2 separate regions of the Mus musculus genome follow, and region 1 is linked to region 2. Evidence: chromatin loops called from intact Hi-C (ENCODE). Cell type or tissue: left cerebral cortex. All regions are shown on one strand. Each heading gives the region's core, and the rest is flanking DNA. Links, peaks and the distances in the headings are about the cores only. Region 1 overlaps Gm31870 (a long non-coding RNA gene). Region 2 has its middle 280 kb from the start of Gm31870.

Region 1 (9,878 bases), core at 1,663-6,662, 200 kb before region 2:
TTCTGACTAAAGCAGTGCCGACTTTAAATTATGCAGGGTCTGGCAATGGATTTGGGGAGCACACCCATGTGCTTGCATCTCCTGCTTCGGGATATAGTTATTTGAAATTAGTAAAAGCATAAAGCATATGGAGGACTGCATGAGAGAATCTTCACCCTCATGAAACAAACTTGGAAATGACTCTAAAAATGTACTCTTGCTGGGCTGGGTGACAGCTTGGGGGGTAAGGCACTTTCTGCACAGGTGTGAGGATTTTAGTTGGGATCCTCAGAACCCACAGAAAGCCAACATCTGTAACCCTAATCCTCCAGAAGCAAGATGGGAAAAGGAGACAGGAGAACCCACAGAAGCTTCTGGGCCAGCTGGCCTGGGTTACCCAGCAATGCACAGTAAGAGATCCAGCTGCAAAAAAACTGTGAAAGGGGAGTGCAGATACTCAGAGTTGCCCTCTGACCTTTATAAAAAGCCCTGTGACATGCCTATGCCTGAAAACACCTGTGTACACCCACTCACACGCACACATACACAAGCTTAAAAGAAAGGAAGAAAAATAATGTATTGTTTGAGAATTTGGACAAAGAGAAGCTTCTAGAATATGCTTGATTTCTTTCCTCTGTAGTCTTTGTTGAGAGCTGAGTTAGTGATGCTCACCTTAATCCCTAACATGCAGGGTGCAGAGAGGTTGTACTGGCAACAATATTTATTCTTAGATCGTAATGATTTCAGAATCCCTATCCTTAGGCAGTATTTGTTTTTCTATCCTAAACATGAGATAAATATTATGTACTTTTCTGTAAGTACATGGAGGGGCCTTATTGTCTTTAATTAGAGATGTCAGTAAGATGGCATTGGGTAAAGGGCTGTCACACGGTGGGGTGAAAACATTGGCAGGATCGGGCTTAATGAGGTTGGACTAACTTAGGGTCAGTGACCTTACTGACTTAGAGTCTGCATGGATAAACAATACATCGGAAAAAACCCCAGAAAACAACAGGAACCATGTGAGTTAGTTCAGAGGCTGGGAAAGACAGCTCCCAGCTCACCGTGAGGCACCCTGCCAATTCCGAGCCACACTTCTTTGAAAGCATTTCAGAATTATCTTGTCACCATCCCTGCACAGGTTTAAGTTGTTTTGTTCCTGTTAAGATGATAGATTCATAATCTGTTAAGGTTGCTGGAATGTTTCTGAGCTCTAGGTCTGCTAAAATGCCAAGAAGAGAGAAATAATCCAAGGGTATTTGTGCCCTTATTTTGGACTGGAAGTGAGACTGAGATTTACAATAATAATTGATTTATTTTTCTGTTGGGATGAACACGCATGGGATAAATAACCACATTATACTTAATTTTATAACAGTGCAAAGTGAGTGCAAAAGTGTGTAGATATTTAAGTGGGTAATGAAAGTGCTAATCAAGATGGTCTTTGTATTTCTTTCCCAGACAGCTCTTTCACTGTGCTTTTTGTTGGCAGGACCCCCCACTCCCCTACCCAGTGGTAATTCCACACCCTGCTTTTCTTAAGGAATATGGAAATTTCCCAGGGACAGCTGTGTTTCCTGGCTAGCAAAGAAACTTGCAAGGTTAATGAACATTGACAAAGACCGAGGAGAGAAGACATTCTGCACTCATCATGAGGGCTGTAGTCTCCCCTCAGAGGTGATGATGGTGAGGAAGATGCCTGGTGATCCAGGAGCAGATGAGGGTTGTAGCTTTCCCTGCTTCAAATGCTTATTAAAATTCATTTCCATTCAAATAGCCAAACTGCGACTCTCATCATCAAACAAGCATACTCTGTACATATTTAACAGGCAGGAGACCTGTGCGGAGTTCATGTCTTTTTGAAGTGAAGGCTTGTTCTCTAATGAGGGTCCACATTTATGTCTGTATGGAAATTTCTACCCGCTCTCCATCCCCCCTCCACTCACTACTGCCCCAGTTCTGGGATCTTTGATGGGCAGCCTGGATGCTTGTTATAATGATAATTCATATGGAGCAGAATGCAATCTCCTCCTCTAGTCCAGCTCATTATAAAGGTGAAGCCCTCAGGAGGGCAGGCTGAGAATGAACAGTCTTACAATGGTTTTATTGTTTGCTTGGTTGGTTGGTTTTTCCTCTAAGAGAGGCAGAGACAGAGGCAGGATGCAATTGGCTTCCTAGCTTCTCTAGGTTTTGGTGTTGAAATCGGCCTCTAGTCTCAGATCTGGTGACTGTCCTTTGGGATACTGGGGCCCTACTGTTGTCACTAAGGAGCCAGGTAAAAAGTGATTGAGATGTACTTCCATGATCTCTACTTTAGAATTTTTGCAGTGGCATTGAAGACCCATAACAGGAAAGCTGTTGTCTTATTGTCAAAAGAATGGAATCCATCTCTGACAGGAGACCTGACATTCAAAATTAATACAGCTGAGTTAGCCAATCACCTAGCCAAGGAACTAAGGTAAACTAACCTCAGGAGGTGAGTTTCCCTTATGCCACGTTATAGAGATGGGTAGAATAATTTTCCCTTTAGTGAGATGATGTATTTTTGCTTCCAGACTCTCCCCACCTGGTACAGTCCCTGTGTGCCACTGTGAGGGTTTGCTAGGTCTGCTCACCTTTCTGAGTCCTAACCCAGAGAAACATACATTTCCCCTTTTCTTCTCCTTTGTCTTTTATTTTATTTTTTAATGCTGATCTAACTATGGTTTCTCTGGTACTTTGGGATTTATCATTCTCTTTCGAAGTTCCCCTCTTTACCATGTGGCTTTTGATCAAAAATATAACTGACCTCCGTGTCTAACTCAAACAACATGGCTCTTTCTTCCTCATAATCTCCCACCTGTGGATTTACAAGTTTCTCTTTAAATCTCACCCTCTTCGTTTCTGTGAGTTTTCAACAAAAGCCACTGGTTTGGGGGCAGCTTTGGTGGCCTTTGAGCCATCAGGGACACTAACACCACAAGCATAGGAAGGCTCCATCACCCTCAAAGAGGCCCCAATATTCCTGTATCAGCTATATTGACCCAAGTTGTGGTATGTCATGGAGAGGCTACTGGCAAAGATTACTTTATGATTATTAAACACAGAGGAATGATTTTCTCAGATGATTTGGAAATCTCAGAGATCGTGACCAAAACCAATACCAGCAAAGTTTCCCAGGTCACCAGGGAGAATGCTGTTAGATTTGGAGTGAGGGTCCATCTTCTGGTATGATTTGCTTAGTAAATTGTGGTAGATTACAGATGACTTTCTTGCTTTCTCACTTACATGCTTGCTTTTCTCACAATTGCCTTTAGTTAAAAAAAAAAGAAAGAAAAAGAAAAGCTTTCATATCTAAAATAATCTTAGTCTTATGAGGTGAAAAAAAAACCTTTCCCTATTTTTTTTTTTTTTCATTTGTGAAGAGTCCCAATGGGGGAGAGTGGTAAAGGAAATTGGTTTTACAAAACATATGCTGAACAAAATATAAAATAAGTGAGATTCTGGGTTAAGCAAAGAAAGTATTTCTTGCTCAGGGTCTGAATCTCACGGTTTCTTTCTTTTGCTGAAACATATTGTGTCTCCTAATTTTAGAAATGTGGTTATTTGTAGGAAGTTCATTTTGATGAAACTGTTCCTGTATTTTTCCACCAGGAAATTGGAAAAGTTCAGGTTTTCTAATCCCCTCTGATTGGAGAAAGAAGCAGCTCATGGCATCCTTCAATGGTTGCCATGAGCACACTCTGACTCTCAGGAGCCCAGAGAACCAGCCTGCCAGCATAACTTAGACACCAAGTGATCTGACAGCACCCACTTCTGTATTGTTCTGGCCACATTGTTTTTCACTTAGGGGATGCCACTCACAGCTTGCTGAGCAATAAGAATGAAGTCATAGGGATGTAGAATTATTAGTGCAGTTCTTTTAGTCTCATCAATATCTAGGTTGCAAACACCCCCTTCTTATCTATAACAGGAGCCAACCAAGGCCCTGTGAAGGATTCCGGGAGAGGCGATAGGGATGAAACCATTTATTAGATTTATGAGAGCTGAAGGAAGGCATTGTGACTATCCATCTTCTGTGCTTTATTGAGAAAAGGCTCAGTGACTCAGCCTATCAGGACGTATCTCTGGAGCAGAACTGAAGCCTTAAAGTAAGCAGAGAATGAGTGAATGCACCTTAGGAGAGGAATGATGGCAGGAGTCGGAAGTGTACAAGACATCCAGATACACAGAGCACCGATCTGTGACCTTGTGCAGAAGCTCTCCTCTCAGGAGGCTGTAGCTCAGTGGATCTCTCTCCATCAGAACCCGGGACTCCACACAAGGAGGAAGAGCAGCAGACTGATGACGTGGGTCATGTGGGGTGCAGTGGGGCCACAAATTATACAAAGAAGAAATCAAAGTTGCTTAATTGAGAAAGGGCACCAGGCAGCTAGCTCTGTGCCTTTGCTGTAAGGAAACTCCCATACAAGCAAAGCTATTTGGAAGAAATCCTGTACTGTGCTAAGTATCCAGAGAACCTGAGTTAGAGGATCAACCTGAAGACACTTGCATCAGAGCTGTGGCCACAGGGCTCCTGAATGCTCACCAAGGGTTTCATTTTCATGGATTAGATGCTGATTTCTGACTTTTAAAATCTATCTATCTATCTATCTATCTATCTATCTATCTATCCATCTATCTATCTATCTATCATCTATCTTGGCTTGCACTCTACCAAATCAGAAAGGTTCTTACACCACACTTTTTAGCTTACAAGCTACATGATCTGGGAAGATCTAATCTGTCTTCTTTGTGGCTTAGTTTGCCAGTAAAATGGGAATCATAATAGCCTCTAGTACATAAATGAACCTTCATAACGGCTAAAGCAGCAAGATTGGTGCTCAATAATAAATGTTGGGTTTAATATTACCTAGAGAAGCAGGTGATAGCTGCTTGGGCCATCCTAGAAGTGAGCTATTTTAAGGCAGGAAGAGGGATTGTGGATCAGGCATTCCTTCTGTGACAGTTATGGAGAACTAAGGCTAAATTTTAAATTTCATTGAAAAAATAATCTAATAGTTAAAAACATTGCAGTGTGTGCGTTCAATGTTATGCTGTAGACTGCATTCAAGAAATGGAAATAAATAAACCTTCCCAACTTCCTTTGCTTAGGGCATAAGTGTTCATTTATTTAACAAATGTGCATTGACTGTCTGGCAATGCCTAATTAAGCAGGAGATGCAGCAGGTGCTTAGGTTTACATGGTGGAGCCAGCACTTTGAATGGATATTGTTCTAGGCTTTTATGACAACAAGAATTACTGACTGCTGAGTGATTGACTTCCCTTCAGATCACAGTGATCACCTTCCTTCCTTCAACAACCATGGTGATCAACTTCCCAGACAGAAGATGGCTAAGGTCCACATTTTATTGGCAGATATCAGGAGACAAAAATCTTAAGTGGGAAGTATGTACATTACTGTTTTCCAACTGTCCTTCATATTCTTTAAGCTTTCCAATTTTATATCAAAACACTAATTTTCTCTTTATCCATATCTGCACCAACAGCTTTCTCTCTGTCAATGTAAATTTCCTTAGGATTTATTTTGTTTATTTACTTAGTGATTCTGTACTTAGTTCTTTCATATCCTACAGCCTATACTTTATCTCCTTGTTGGCCTGCTTTGCACATTGAAGCTCCTGCCCCTCTATTTTCATGTTTAGTATTTAGGATGCCCTTTCTGGGCAATAGCTTCACAGTATTCAAGATGGTTTATGTAAAGGAAATGAACTCAGCTATAAAAAAGAACACAGGATGCTGGCCTGAGCTCTTTGGTATCTTCAAGAAAACAAGGTAGAATAGAATGTTGATAGCTTTATCACTCTGCTCTTAAAACACAAAATTACTGATTTAAATACAATGCAATTATTAGAAAATCTGGTGACACCATGATTTTTAAAAGTATTTGTTTAGTGGACAAACACATTTGTCTTTGGTTTACTTAATGCCTTCAAGTTCCTGGGGTGATATCAATTTTCAGAGGGTTCTGAAATCCCGACAGTGGGAACAAGCCAGATGCCTAACCCCAAAATAAAGATGAATATATGTGAATGTCACATAGAATTTAGCATTTTTGTGTTGCCTTATGGGGAGTTCTCTGAAGTGGAAGAGAAGGAGGGAGGGGGAAGGAAAGGGGGAAGGAAAGGAGGGAGGAAAGGATGGGGAGAGAAAGAGAGGGAGAGAAAGAGAGAGAAAAGAGGAGAAAGGGAGAGAGAGATGGGGAGGGAGGAAAGAGGAGAGAGAAAGAGAGAGACAGAGACACAGAGAGAGACAGAGAGAGAGACAGAGAGAGAATGCGCGTGCGTTCACACACACACACACACACACACATACACACACACACACAAAACAACCCCACGCGTGCCCTGTCCATGGTCCTGAAAGCCACATCTTGCCCCTCAGATAGGGGAGAATCAGAAAGGACTGTTTTAAGCACAGAATTCTGAATTAACACCACTTCCCAGGGACAGTGTGCTTCCCTTATAACTATTTTCCACAGTGTGACTTACTAATAGCTGCTTTTTAATTATTTTCTCTCTCGATTGATTATGGGTCATTGCTAGAAAGTATCAGTGGTTTTAAGGGGAGGAAAATTGCACTTATTAAACACAGAGGATTGAATTGTAGCTACAATTTGCCATTTTCTGTTTTAAAACCTTATTTTTATAATTTTATAATTTAACCATAAAAGTTATACTGTTGGGTAACACTTTGAAAAATAACAATGCTCTAACTAATTAGGGGAAACCTATAACCTACAAGTTTTGCTCATGGAAAAGAAAGTGAACGCTGAGTGTTAGGATACTAAGTGATCACCACTCACTGAGTGATATTTTGCTTGAAAATTGATAACCAAATACAGACTTAAAGACTGCAAATCCTGGCACTGCTCAGCACTAGCCAATGAGGTTTTGAGGAAAGCATTGGCAATGTTGCCGAGAGATGGTGGAGGTGTTGGAGCTCATGAGCCAGCTGCCATACCTAGGGGTTTCAGCTGGCAAGAGCACCCGACACTTCTGAAAGAATTAGGAGAGGTGCTTTGGAATGCACACAGCCACTTGAGCTTTCAGAGAGCAGGCACACACGTTTCTACACATAATGGGATTAACACTAGAAGAAAAGAAAGGTCAAAACGTAAGATTTCTGGTTTTGTGCTACAAAGTGGTTCATATATCTCTAGCTCTGCAGAAATATAAAGAAAAAGCATAATGAATTTATTTTTCCTGGCATAGTAAAAGATGTCTAGAATTTTTAGTGTGAAGAATATTTTAAACTTCCGATGTCTATAAAGATTAAAATGTTTATTCTAAAAGATAAATGACTGGCATTTGGCCACCTTTTTGACTTTCTCTCATAGCCCTGTCTACCCAGATAAAAGAATATAGAAGTGTCAGTCCTCTGAGAATGCTTCTCTGTTCTCCTGCGTTAATCCTAAGTGATGCATACCGGGCATTACACAGCTCTCTCCTGCAAAGGCATTGCCATTGTTGATGACACCATTTTCCTTATTTACTGTTGTCGTTACACTAGATAAGGTGCTTATCAGTTGATTATAACCACCAGAGTTGCCTGGGCGATGCTTCTCCCTCTTCTTACTCCTCCTTCCAGCCCATTACTTCACATTGTTTCTTGGTCCCTGTCTTGTGTGAAAGTTAAATATGAGAAGGCAGAAGGCCACTGTGTAATGTTCCACCATTGCATCTTTACCTCTTGTGTTAGAGAGTTCTAGAAAGATAGTCAATATTTTCTGTAATGTCAGGGACAGACATCAATCTGGGATTCCTCATGTGGAGATGAGAATAATTAAGTTCATAAGAGGCTGTAATAAGGGGAAACTGCACAGTTTTCACAATGATCAGCACAATGGTTGGCTTTTGTCATGTGCTCTAAAAACAACCTTTAGGGATGAGGAGGTAGCTCAGGAGTTAAGAGCACTGGCTTCATTTTCAGATGACTAGGGTTTGATTCATTAACACCCACAGAGGCTCACAACCATCTGTAACTCCAGTTCCAGGGGATCTGATGCCCTCTTATGACCAGACATACATGTAGTTAACAGGTATACATGTAGGTAAATTACCCACCATAAGTATAATTTTAAAACATTACAACTTTATCTTTGTTTGTTTGCTTGGTTTTGTTTATTGACATAGGGATTCTCTGTTTAGCTCTGGCTGTCCTGGAACTCCCTCTGTCGACCACTCTGGCCTTGAACTCAGAGATTCATCTACCTCTGCCTCCCAAGTACTGGAAAAAAAGGCATGCACCACTACCACTTGGCTATTTTTTTTTTTTTTACTTTTTAAAACGTATTCTTTGAGAATTTCATACAAACATACAACGAAATATGATCATATCTAGTCCCCATTTTCCTTCTCCAACTCCCAACAGATCTTCTCCAGCACACATTCTCCTCCCATTTTAATTTCCTTCTTTCCTCTCTGCCATTTTTTTTTTTGAAATAATACACTAAGTGCTGGCCTTTTACTCATGGGTGTGGGGCAGCCCATCCACTGTAGCATGGGTAACTTGTCACTAGCCACACTCAAAGAATTCTCTCTCCTTCAACAGCAAGCTGCTTTACTTCAAATTTCTGTTCTTGTGCTTTTAGGGTATGGGAGATGGGCACTGGGACCTAATGCCTAGCTCAGGTTAAATATGTGTTCTATGGAGTAACAATGCAAGGCTTTCATTCTTGTTCACCTGGAGAACTTGGAGAGTCTCAAATAGGTCTTTGAATAGACATAAGAGAGAAAACACTGCTTGACAGTCTCCCACTTGAGGTAGTAAAGTTTCTTCTATCTTCCAGACCCAGGGGCTTATTCACAGGCTCCAGGTCACCTCATCATGAAATTCCTGTGTGCATTTCCTCTTAAGTAGTAATTGTGGGTTGTTTTCTGTCAACTTGACTCAAACCTAGATATATCTGGGAAGAGGAAATATTAATTGGGAAAATGCTTGCATAAAATTGGCATGTAGGCAGATCTGTAGGGTATTTTTTTTATTAATTAGTGATTGATGTTGAAGGGCTAAGCCATTCCTAGGCAGGTGGTCCTGGGCTGTATAATAAATCAAGCTGAGCAAGCCATAAAGAACAAACCAGTAATCAGTCCTTTTTAAATCTCTGCCTCCTGTTCCTGCTTGAGTTCCTGCCTTAGCTTCTCTTAATGGACTATGACACAGAATATGTAAATCAAATAAACTCTTTCTTCCTCGAATTGCTTTTGTTATGGTGTATTATCACAGAAACTGAAACCTTAAACTAAGACAGTGGCTTTTTGCTACTCAGTCAGCCTAGGTGAGTACCTTTAATGCATGCTCAGTCATCTCCAGTAGGTACACCTAATACATTCAGTAAGCCCTGTTGGGTGTGGCTACTATGTACTTGTGCTTAGTCAGCCCCAGGCCTTGAGTAGCTGCTACTTTCTTTGAATGGAAGAAGTTCTTACTCAGAAGTGATTGTAGACTTCACGAGATACTGAATTCAAAAGACCATATGTGTCTGAAGCTCAACAGAAAAGTGAATGTTTAACATGCACAAGCTCATGGGCTTCATCCCTACAAAAATGAAAGAGTAGCAGCAGGAAGTAGAAAGGGAAGAGAAGGAAGTAGAGGAAGGGGAGGAGGAAGAGTAAGAGGAGGAAGAAGGGTAAGAGGAAGGGGAGGAGGAAGGGGAGGAGGAAGGGGAGGAGGAAGGGGAGGAGGAAGGGGAGGAAAGGTCAGGGTAGCCTCTGTCTATCTTTTGTCCCTAAGGCATGGCTGGACTTCTGTGCTCACCCTTGCTCTTGTTCTCGCTCTTTCTCATGTGCTTTCTGTATAATGGAGCAGGCTAGCATATCTAGTTCATGGCTAGATTTTGTGACCCTTCTGTGTGATC
Region 2 (9,878 bases), core at 2,717-7,716:
CATAAATGCAGTTATTTCAGGACCAACTGTGGGTAAGCTCTTAGGCCCAGGACAATCAATTATTATTTGCTCAAAAAAGTATTTTTTTTTTTAGCACTAACAGATCTTGAAAATCTTCATACAAGGAAAGAGACATATTATGGATAGTCTTTTTCATATATAGCAATCTGGCCAAGAGCCACAGGAGAGAACCCTGAACCCTGCAAATGAGGCAACAGTAACATTTACAGGAACAAAATGTACAGTAGGCAGATCCAGACAGTTGGACCCATGAACCATTGACCTTGTCTATTCTCACCCCGGGATTGTTTTCTCTAGCAATGACTATTTGCAGTCTGAAGAGCATCATCCTTGAAGAAATGGACCAGAGGAATCCTTTGTATATCCTCAGGTCTCCATTCTATGCAAATAAAAGGGATCTTTTTTATTGACAAGCAATCATGAAAAGATGTAATGGAAGACTGGGGAACTCTGGGCTTCTTCCTCTGCCACAGATATACATGTGTGATGTGGGGCAAATGCCTGAAGTTCCATGAGTCTCTTGAATTTTGTGTTTTAAGAGCTCCCCCCAAACTCCTGTTCATGGTGGTCCGAAATGGCTCCATGTGCTTGCTATGCTATCCTTGTGACTCATTCTCTGTTACGATTTCCAAAAGTAATAGTGAAGATTCTGCTTTTCATTCGTACAATTAGAGTTATAAAATCAAAGCTCATGACAACTCAGAAATTTCTCTTTATTCAATCATCCTCTCTACACATACATCAGAAATAATAATTAATTGTATTAACTCTGGGGTAGTGGAGAAAACAGAAAGCTTTGTTTACAGCTCTTTGACAAACTTCCTACTCACTAGTTTTTTTGTGGTCATGAGTGGCCAGAACAGTCCACATAGTACCTTTCTGGGGGGGATAGGAACTGGGCCAAAGTTTCTGTTGTTTCTTCCCCTAAAAGTACTAGTATTTAAAACTTAGTCTTGTGTAGAGTCAGACTCCTGTATTCTGGTACATAATCATTGCTCCAGAGTTGTATGGAAGATAGACAGTCCACAGTTCACGGGAAACATATTTTAGAATATAAATAAATTGTATCATTTTCACACACACTTACACACACTTACATACAAACACACTCACATACAAACACACTCATACACATACCATCTCTCTCTCTCTCTCTCTCTCTCTCTCTCTCTCTCACTCACTCATACTCATGCACACATATGAATTCCTTAAATATACTTTCTAGGAAACTTATGCATATTTTATTCCTCCTTGAACCATCTATGGTCTCTCTAAGAATTCTGTAGAGCAGGTAATTCATGTCTTAGAACTCAGGGGAGCACTCTCATGGTTGAGGAGTGCCAGACCAATGAAAAACATTCCAGGTGGCAGCGTTGCTTCATATCTACCCAGAACTATGCTAACCCTCATTCCCAGTTGCTTCTGTGGTCTCCTTGCTGGAAACTTCAACCAGTAGTGTATCCAATCTGTGATGTTTCCCAAAGCCCTACCATAAGTCACAGGGATGGACTGGTGCCACACTCTGTGTAGCCTCTCAGTGACACTAATTCCTATTAATTTTTCTTCCCTCCAGACTGCTGTGGTATTTACTTGATTTCCTATAATTTAGCACTTGATCATCACAATATGAATTACACACACACACACACACACACACACACACACCTTGTGAATATTCTAGGAGGTGTAGTGGTATAGTTTCCAAAGCAGAATTCAGTTTCTTGTTTTTATAGATAGAAAAGTCAGTTCAACCAAGGGTCATTAGTACAAGCAGCTCAAAGGTGGTTTGTTTCTTCATATCAAAATCCACATGTATATACTGCTATGTGGTCTAAAAACATCTCAACATGGTGTGTCTAAAGGTGAACTGCTTCCTCCCCACCTACCCTGACTGACCAGGGCCCGTTGATCTCAGTCTGTCAGCTCAGGAAATAGCAACTTTATTCTTACAAAAGCCCCTGAGGGTGCACTTCTCTTTCTCAAGTCTGTGAGACCTACTTGTAAAAACTACACTTCAGCTTTCAATAACACACAACATGCAACCCTTTCCAGGGACCCAGCACCACCTCCTTCCTGCAGGTTGCAGCAACAGCTTCTAGCCCAGCCGGCTGGGTGTAACCCCTTGTCCTCTGTCTCAGTCACAGCAGGTTCTCAACAGGTTCCTGGAATGACATTTCCCGTAAGTCAGGTCACGGAACTCAGGTCACAGAACTCTGTTCTTCAGAGATCTTTGTTGATTCCCTATTTCAGAGCTGATGTTTTAAGCACCTAAGGCTTCAAAGATAAACCTGTGGTTTGTTACCTTCCCAATGTGGCCTCTCTTTTCCCTCAATACTCTGGCCATGTTAATGTCTGTATGGTTCAGCAAGAATCCTGTTGCTACCCCAGGGTTTGTCTTTGCTTTTCCCTTTGTGTGGAAAGCTTATTCACCCAGGTCAGGTTTTATTGTCACTATTCCTCTCATCTCTGGATTTTGTTCTCATATTAGTAGCAGTCACTCAAATAAGCTACTTATGCAGATAACATTTGTTTTCAGTCATGCCCCATTTCTCTACTTGTCTCTCCAGCTCTGATTACCATCTAACATACAATATAAGTTTGTGTAAACTACTCAGTTTCTGCCTCTCCCATTAGAGTATGAGCCTTGTCTAGGCTCAGGGTAGAAGAACAAGTACTGTCAATGACTTCTAAGTGAATAGTTGAAAGGATGAAGTGACTAGGCAAGGTATGATTGGTAATGGCCAGACCTGTCATCTTTACTCTAGCAAGAACTCATACAGAGTTTGTTTTGCTTTTGTTTTATTAGATTAATTTATTCTCTCATATATTATATCCTGACTGCATTTCACCTCCCTCTTCTCCTCACAGACCTTCCCTCCCAGCTCTCCTCTCCTCATCTACTTCTCTGTTTCCTTGCAGAAAAGGGCAGGCTTCCCAGAGATATCAAGCAAACATGGCATATCAAGTTGCAATAAGACGAGGCACATTCTCTTATATTAAGGCTGGATGAGGTAACCTAGTAGGAGGACAAAGGTCCCAAAATCAGGCATGAGAGTCAGAGACAGCCCCTGCTCACTTTGTGAGAAGTCCTACAAAACACCAAGCTATACAACTATAGCATATATGAAGAAGGCCTAGGTTAGGCTCATACAGACTCCCAGATTAATGGTTCAGTCCCTATGAACCCCTATGAGTCCAGGTTTGTTGATTCTAGGGATTTTCTTATGGTGTCCTTGAGCCTTTTGGCTCCTACAATCCTTCCTCCCCTTCTTTCACAGGATTCTCCAAGCTCTGCCTGTTTGGCTGTGGTTCTCAGCATCTGTTTCCATCAGTCTTTCTGGGTCTGGGTTACCTCACTCAGGATTATTTTGTTTTCTAGCTCCATCTATTTGTCTGCAAATTTCATGATGTCATTGATTTTAACAACTGGATAACACTCCATTATGTAAATGTACCACATTTTCTTTATCCATTCCTAGGTTGAGGAACATCTAGGTTCTTTCTAGTTTCTGCCTATTATGAACAAAGCACTAAGAACATAATTAAGCCTTTGTGGTAGGATGGAGTGCCTTTTAGGTATATGCCCAGGAGTTATATAGCTGTATCCTGAGGTAGATTAATCCCCAAATTTCTGAGAAACTATCATATTGATATCCAAAGTGGCTGTACAAATTTGCACTCCCACCAGCAATGGAGGAATATTTCCCTTGCTCCACATTCCCACCTTCATGAGTTGTCACTTATGCCTTTGATGTTAGCCATTTGGACAAGTGTAGGGTAGAGTCTCAGAGTCATTTTGGTTTGCATTTCTTTGATGACTAAAGATGTTCAACATTTCTTCAAGTGCTTCTCTGTCATTTGAGATTCTTCTGTTGAGAAATCTGTTTAGATATGTACCCCATTTTTTAATTGGATTATTTAATTTGTTGATGTCTAGTTTTTTGAGTTCTTTATATATTTTGGAAATTAGCCCTCTGTCATATTTAGAGTTGGTAGAGAGCATTTCCCATCTTATAGGCTGCTATTTTGTCCTATTGATAGTATCTTTTTGCCTAGACATATCAAAGCTATACTTGTTTTTTTTTTTTTTTCCTTGTTGTGGTGGTGGTTTGTTGACGGGTGTGTAATACCCCAGCATCTTCATTGGCAGAACCAAATGAATGAGAGTTTGGGATTCTAATGTTGATGGTGACTCCTTTTGTGCATATCCAATTGTTGTCTTACATAGTTGATTTATATACTGTTTTAGGAAGCTTTAGATTTTTCTACCAAGCTCTGAAAGTGATACTCCCCGTTTTTTATATTTCTTCTGGGACCCTTCCTCTCTCACTTTTTCCCTCCCTTCTTGTCATACACTTTTATCTGCACACTATTCCTGCCAAGCTTTCAAAGTACCTTCCCCCGTTGAATTATCTGTGTTTTCTCTGGCATTCTAAAAAAAGACAAAATTTTAGAAGAATCTTCTTGTTAAATTTTAAGCTGAGAAGATTTTCCTGCATAGCCCCAGCAAATGTTTCCTTGTTGGCTGGAGCTGCAGAACATTATTTTGGGCTAAACTTGACTCCAGTGCTATGGGATAAAAATAATGATGTAAAGTTTAACAGTAATCGTGTTACTGCCTAGATTGCAGGCTGATTGTGTAAATATATCTGTCTGCTTATATAAGATTCTGGGCACACCATCAGGACTTAAATATTTGTGCTATTCATGTACCTGTTGGGTTAGATCTTCACCCATTCAGTAGATACTTAGACACTCATGATGTAACAGATCATTTTGTATACACAGCAATCAGCACTCAGAGCCATAGGTTTCAGTTCCTGCTGTCACGGAGTTTGTGTTCCGGTGATGGAGGCTGACTGTGAGCAAACAGAAAAGAGAAGATGTGAGAGCTCATGTGGAGATCAGTGTTGGGGAGAAAACTGTATCGAGTCACAGAGAGCAGGGTGTTGAGAAAGGAAGAGACGTGAAACTTCACTGAGTATTAAAAGAGTTTACTGTGAACTGGAAGATGGACCTGTGGAGATGCTGGGGGAAGCAGTGGGGCTATCTGGGAAAATTCCATACAGATGGAGAGAGTAGCACGGGCATCTTTAACTAGGGGCTTGGTTGATGATTTGACTCAGGAAAAATCCAGAAAGATGAATTTTAGGATGAAATAAAATAAGATGGATATTATATACAAGGTCACGGAGGTCATGGATGAAATGGACTTGAGGACTGTTAAGGGAACTTGGTAAAGTGGCCAACCACTGGGCTCCTAAAAGACTGTACAAACTGACATTTTACTGAAATACTTTTTAATGCTGTATTGAAAAAATGCAGACCAGGAGGGAAAAGAGGCAGGGAAGTCACTTAATTAGTTACTAAACAAAACAATTGTAACAACCCCAGGAAGGAATAATGTAGCTTCCTTGAAGGTAATAGCAATAGAGGTGATGAGAAGGATTCTGAATATGTGTAGAGATAGATAGAGCAGTGTTAGAAGTGATGCCTGCACTCTAGCTTTGGTTAGAAGTGATTAGCAATTCTTGGATGATTGTGTCATTTCAGGAGCTATCACTCATGAGAGGCCATCTGATGATCTAAGTGGGAGCTAAGAGGATCTGCAGGAGACAAGTGGGGAGGGGCAGACTGGCAAGCTCAGGGACAGTTCACTCAGGCCACATGTGCAACAGTGGGTGCAGGTAAGTGGTTGGGAATGTTTTTCTGATACATTCTGGTGTCTTCTTTGAGAAGAGACCAAGGTCATTTGTCAAAGACAAGTGGGGAGGAAAAAATGGAAATCACAAAAGACAACAAAGAATGAAATGGCTACCTAGGAAAGAAGAGGGAAAAAGAAAAAAAAAAAAACTTTGGCAGAAAATTGTGTTGAGAACCAAGAGCTTAGTTATGGTCATGAATATATTTAGCAAAATTTGATACTTTTCCCCAGAAACATTTAAATGCTTGCATGGACTTCTGCTGGGTGATTATGGTGGAGAGAAAAGAGCACAGAGACTATTGCAGGGGGCTGATGATAATTGTTCATCATGGAATTTAAGCCCATGCTAAGAAAATAATTCCACAAAACAGTAAAAGATATTGAAGTTCATGGGCTCAATAGACTTTCAAGGGTAGTTTGGCAAGTTTTGAGGGAAGGATTGGTGAAGCTGTGGCGATTGAGAATGTCTTGGAAAGACAGAAGAGTACTGTTGGATTACAGAATGTTTTACATTTACACCAAGGAAGAGATGTAGCTATTGACCTTGGGGTCCCGGGAGGACTGGCATATTGAGAAGAGCAAATGGATATGGAAAACACTGTTCCCTGCATGCTGAAATCAAGAAGAATTGTGACAGGTTGTATTGGAGAGGACACCACAAAAGGGCTGGGGAAATGGCCAGTCAGTAAAGTGTCTTCCTTACAAGCATGGGGACCGGAGTTTGATCCCTAGCAACTGTGTATGGAGCTGTGTGTAGTGGCATACACCTACAATCCCAATGCTGAAGAGGTAGAGACAGGAGAATCCTTAGAGATCACTGGTCAAACAGTTGAGACAAATTAGTTTTTAAAATATAGTGGCTTGTAACTGATGAAAACACTTGATGTTGGCCTCTAGTTTCCACAGGCAAGTCTACACACAAACGAAGGAGCAGGAGCTTTAAAAGGGCTAAAAATCAAGCAACAAGGAACCTTAATTCATCATTTTGATCTTTGTAGAGGACAGTATGAGAGGACATGATTTAATGGGATGAACTTCAAAGTTTAGAATAGGAAGGAAAGAGTCAGCAGAATAAGGGTTAAAGGTGTGGAAGTGACAATAGAACCACTATCTATAGACAGTGTCACCTGGGGTATGGGCATCTCAAATTTTCCAGAATTTTCTGAGTTAATCTACCACAGGGTAGGCTGTCTTTCCAGAAAAAGCCAGTATCAATCAAAAACAAACAAACAAACAAACAAACAAACATTAAAGAAAGTTTGGGTAAATTGGGTTCTTAGTTGATGATTCTATCAAGGGTCTAAGAATCTTTATTTAAATCATAGCGTTCAACATGCCACAGATATATGTAAGCCTTTAATAGTAGAGGATTCCAGATTGTCAAATTTCCTGGTCATTATTTTGACAGTTCTGGGTCCTTACTGTATGAAGAAAACTCTAAACATGACACTTGCCTCTGTATACAGCAGTGGGAACTTCTTTGGCTTTTCAATCTAGAGGCATGATCAGACTTTCCCCCAGAGTATCAAAACACCAGGAACTGCATTCTCCCCCTGGACTGGAGCCTCAAACTAAGATGGAAAACAATCAACTTTCAATTTTCTGTGCTTGTTTGCTTTCTGCCCAGAACACACAGCAGAGGCAGTTGAGCAAACCTTTGGGTTGTTTTCAAGGACGTCTTTCCATTTCACCTTCACAGGGTTTGGGAGCCAGTTGCTCCTGGGGACCTGGCGCTTGGTTTTTTATTATTTAAATGTGGGTGTCTTTACAACAAAATAATCTCAAATGTTCAACCTAAGCCCCCAACCCACACTATTTACTAAATGAAGCCAAGCATCATAAAAGCCTGAATGGTGTGGATTTATCGTTTAACTGTTGTTTTGAGATCACAACAAATCATTAAAATCATTAGCTGTTCTAGCTAAATTAGAGCTCAGCCCTCGTATGGTGCCTGGCCTGTGTGACTTTCCCCACACTACCCCCACCTCTGCTCAGGCTCCTCAGTCTTTGCCTGTGTAAGATTAACTGGCTTAATACACCCAAGTCACAGTGCTAAGCATCTTTGTTTTCTCTCTTCAGTGTTTGTTCTCCCCTCTACCCCAGGGCTATTTGCCTAAGATATGTGGGCAGCAGACAGATAAGCTAAGAGGTTTGGGTCAGTGCTGACTCTGGGAGCCTGCACTGCAAATTCCACAAGTCCAGGGAGTTTGGGGTTTCCCAATGCTCCTGTGTAAGCAGAAACTCTTTGCAGTACATCCAGCAAAGGTAAGAGTGTGTGTCAGCAGACATCTCTCTGAATGAAGCCCAGTAGAGTTTGGATGCATTGTGTATCTCTCTAGTCATCTCCTGAGCCTGTTCAGCCCAATAAACTGGAGGTAAGGAAGCATGTCTTCCCTGTTTGGCCTGATAGTGTGGAGAAATGAAGGAACAACATGCACTTTATGTATCCGGAGACACAGATAAGGCCTCTCATACCCATGTATCAAGGAAAACTTCATGTCCATTTTTCTGAAAATAGGATAGCACAAGACTTGAACTTGGAGGGGATTACTTATTTATCTCTAGATAGAAAAAAAAGACAGATGTATATATAGTACAGAGCCAAGATCTGGTTCCGTGGGTTCAGTGCTCAGGAAAGTTGCTGAGTTGTGAAGGTGCTATGAAGACTGGTTCACCTTGTGTGGAAGAGATGATGCAGGCTAACTTCACTCCCACAGATGGACTCCCACATTTCGTTCAGAGTTTTAGACACCAGAATATGGCCAATTAATATTCATCGTACTAAAGACTATATATAGAGATATCCTCTTGAGGTCTATGCTTAAAACCACTTCAGAAAGGTAATTTCTATCTGGTTAACAGTTTGACCCTGGTAGTTGACACCATAGGCCCCTTGCAAAGCTATCTGGTGAAAATGTGCCCAATTCAATAGTTGGAATTCAGATGCCAGACTTAAACCTCAGTGTGTGATTTATTCTCTGTCATGGCAATAGGTTGTGAATTATTTGTACTGGGAAAGTGTTTTGCCATTCTGGCTATCTGGATGGACCTTGGATTTCAGGCCTAGTCACACTCAGAGAGAACTATTCAAGCTGTGGTTCATAAGAACAGAGAAGCAGAAAAGCTGACTGAAAAAAAAAAAGAAAAGAAAAGAAAAGAAAATAGAAAAGAAAAGCTAAGCTCAAACCTGGCCAAATGGGTTGCTAAGAAACTCAAGAGTCACTTCCATGTGTGAGCTGTCTCCCCACTTTTCCATTCTGTTCACAGAACTGGTAGGTGGGCTTACTGAAGCTCTCTTATGTTTTAATTACATTCTGATTGCAAGTACATGCGTGTGAAAGTCCATTTATCTCCAAATAGGAGAACATAGTCTAAGCTCTATCTTTGTTACTAGAAAATTAGTCTTTCATTAGAGCTATCTCAAGGGCCAGATGACGGACAGTGGATTATAAAGTAGATGACCTTTTAAAGAGAAAGTCAGGAAGGGAGTTCTGGGCTCTGGATAGAAGGCTTATATTCCTTCTCCACACATCCACATTGGATGTGGATACAGGAGAGAAAGTCTCCTCACATTACAGTGCTTTGTGCTCACTAGTAGAAAGGAAAGTTTGGGCACTATACCAACATTGGAGGTCAGTCTATGGACCACCTGGTAGCTCATGCTTCAGAAGTCCCTCTTGTGGGCAAGTACCACACAGTGATACCTACTTTAGATCTCACACTGTCTTGTCTGTGCCTTTATATTTGTAAGAATTGGCACGGAGTGACGAAGCATAAGCAGTGTCAGTGTGTGGCTTGCCAAGTCTGCTTTCCTGCTCATTCCTGCCTTGATCTCATTCATTCTCTAAGTCACTCTGAGCCATCTCTGCTACCTTTACCTCTGATCTGAAACTATGTGGGTGGTGGGCTTTGTTTTACAGTCCAGTTATTTATATCCATGCTCTTACTAACACAGAAGGGACCCCAGTGGGTGCTGCATGACCTTATTTTAGAGCCACTAAGAAGACTAGGATTAGTGTCCTGCATTTCTCTGTCCCCATCCCTGATTCATCCCCACTGTTCTTTCCACTAAATCCAAGAAGGGACATGAAGGAAAATATCAGAACAAAGGCAAAAACTTTTAAAATTATACATATGCAAACTACTATCAGTA

The links. Hi-C counts contacts between places; a loop is a spot of excess contacts. Peaks named below come from ENCODE experiments on the same cell type or tissue, not always from the same donor. Only the 100,000 strongest peaks of a DNase experiment are listed, where the experiment ranks them.
Region 1: a loop joins it to region 2, with 2.8 times the contacts of the local background. A loop is called at or near these places in 2 of 42 quality-filtered maps.

The regions. Positions count from the first base shown.
Region 1 is chr1:193,732,649-193,742,526 of GRCm38, forward strand. All of the region lies in intron 3 of Gm31870 (a long non-coding RNA gene), which reads left to right. Among named protein-coding and RNA genes, the nearest start is that of Gm31870, 82 kb to the left of the region's middle. In left cerebral cortex, for the core only: no CTCF peak of the experiment used is centred there; DNase peaks (open chromatin) are centred at 3,637, 3,668 and 4,030; H3K27ac peaks cover 1,405 bases.
Region 2 is chr1:193,926,698-193,936,575 of GRCm38, forward strand. No RefSeq gene overlaps it. Among named protein-coding and RNA genes, the nearest start is that of Gm31870, 280 kb to the left of the region's middle. In left cerebral cortex, for the core only: no CTCF peak of the experiment used is centred there; a DNase peak (open chromatin) is centred at 4,651; H3K27ac peaks cover 509 bases.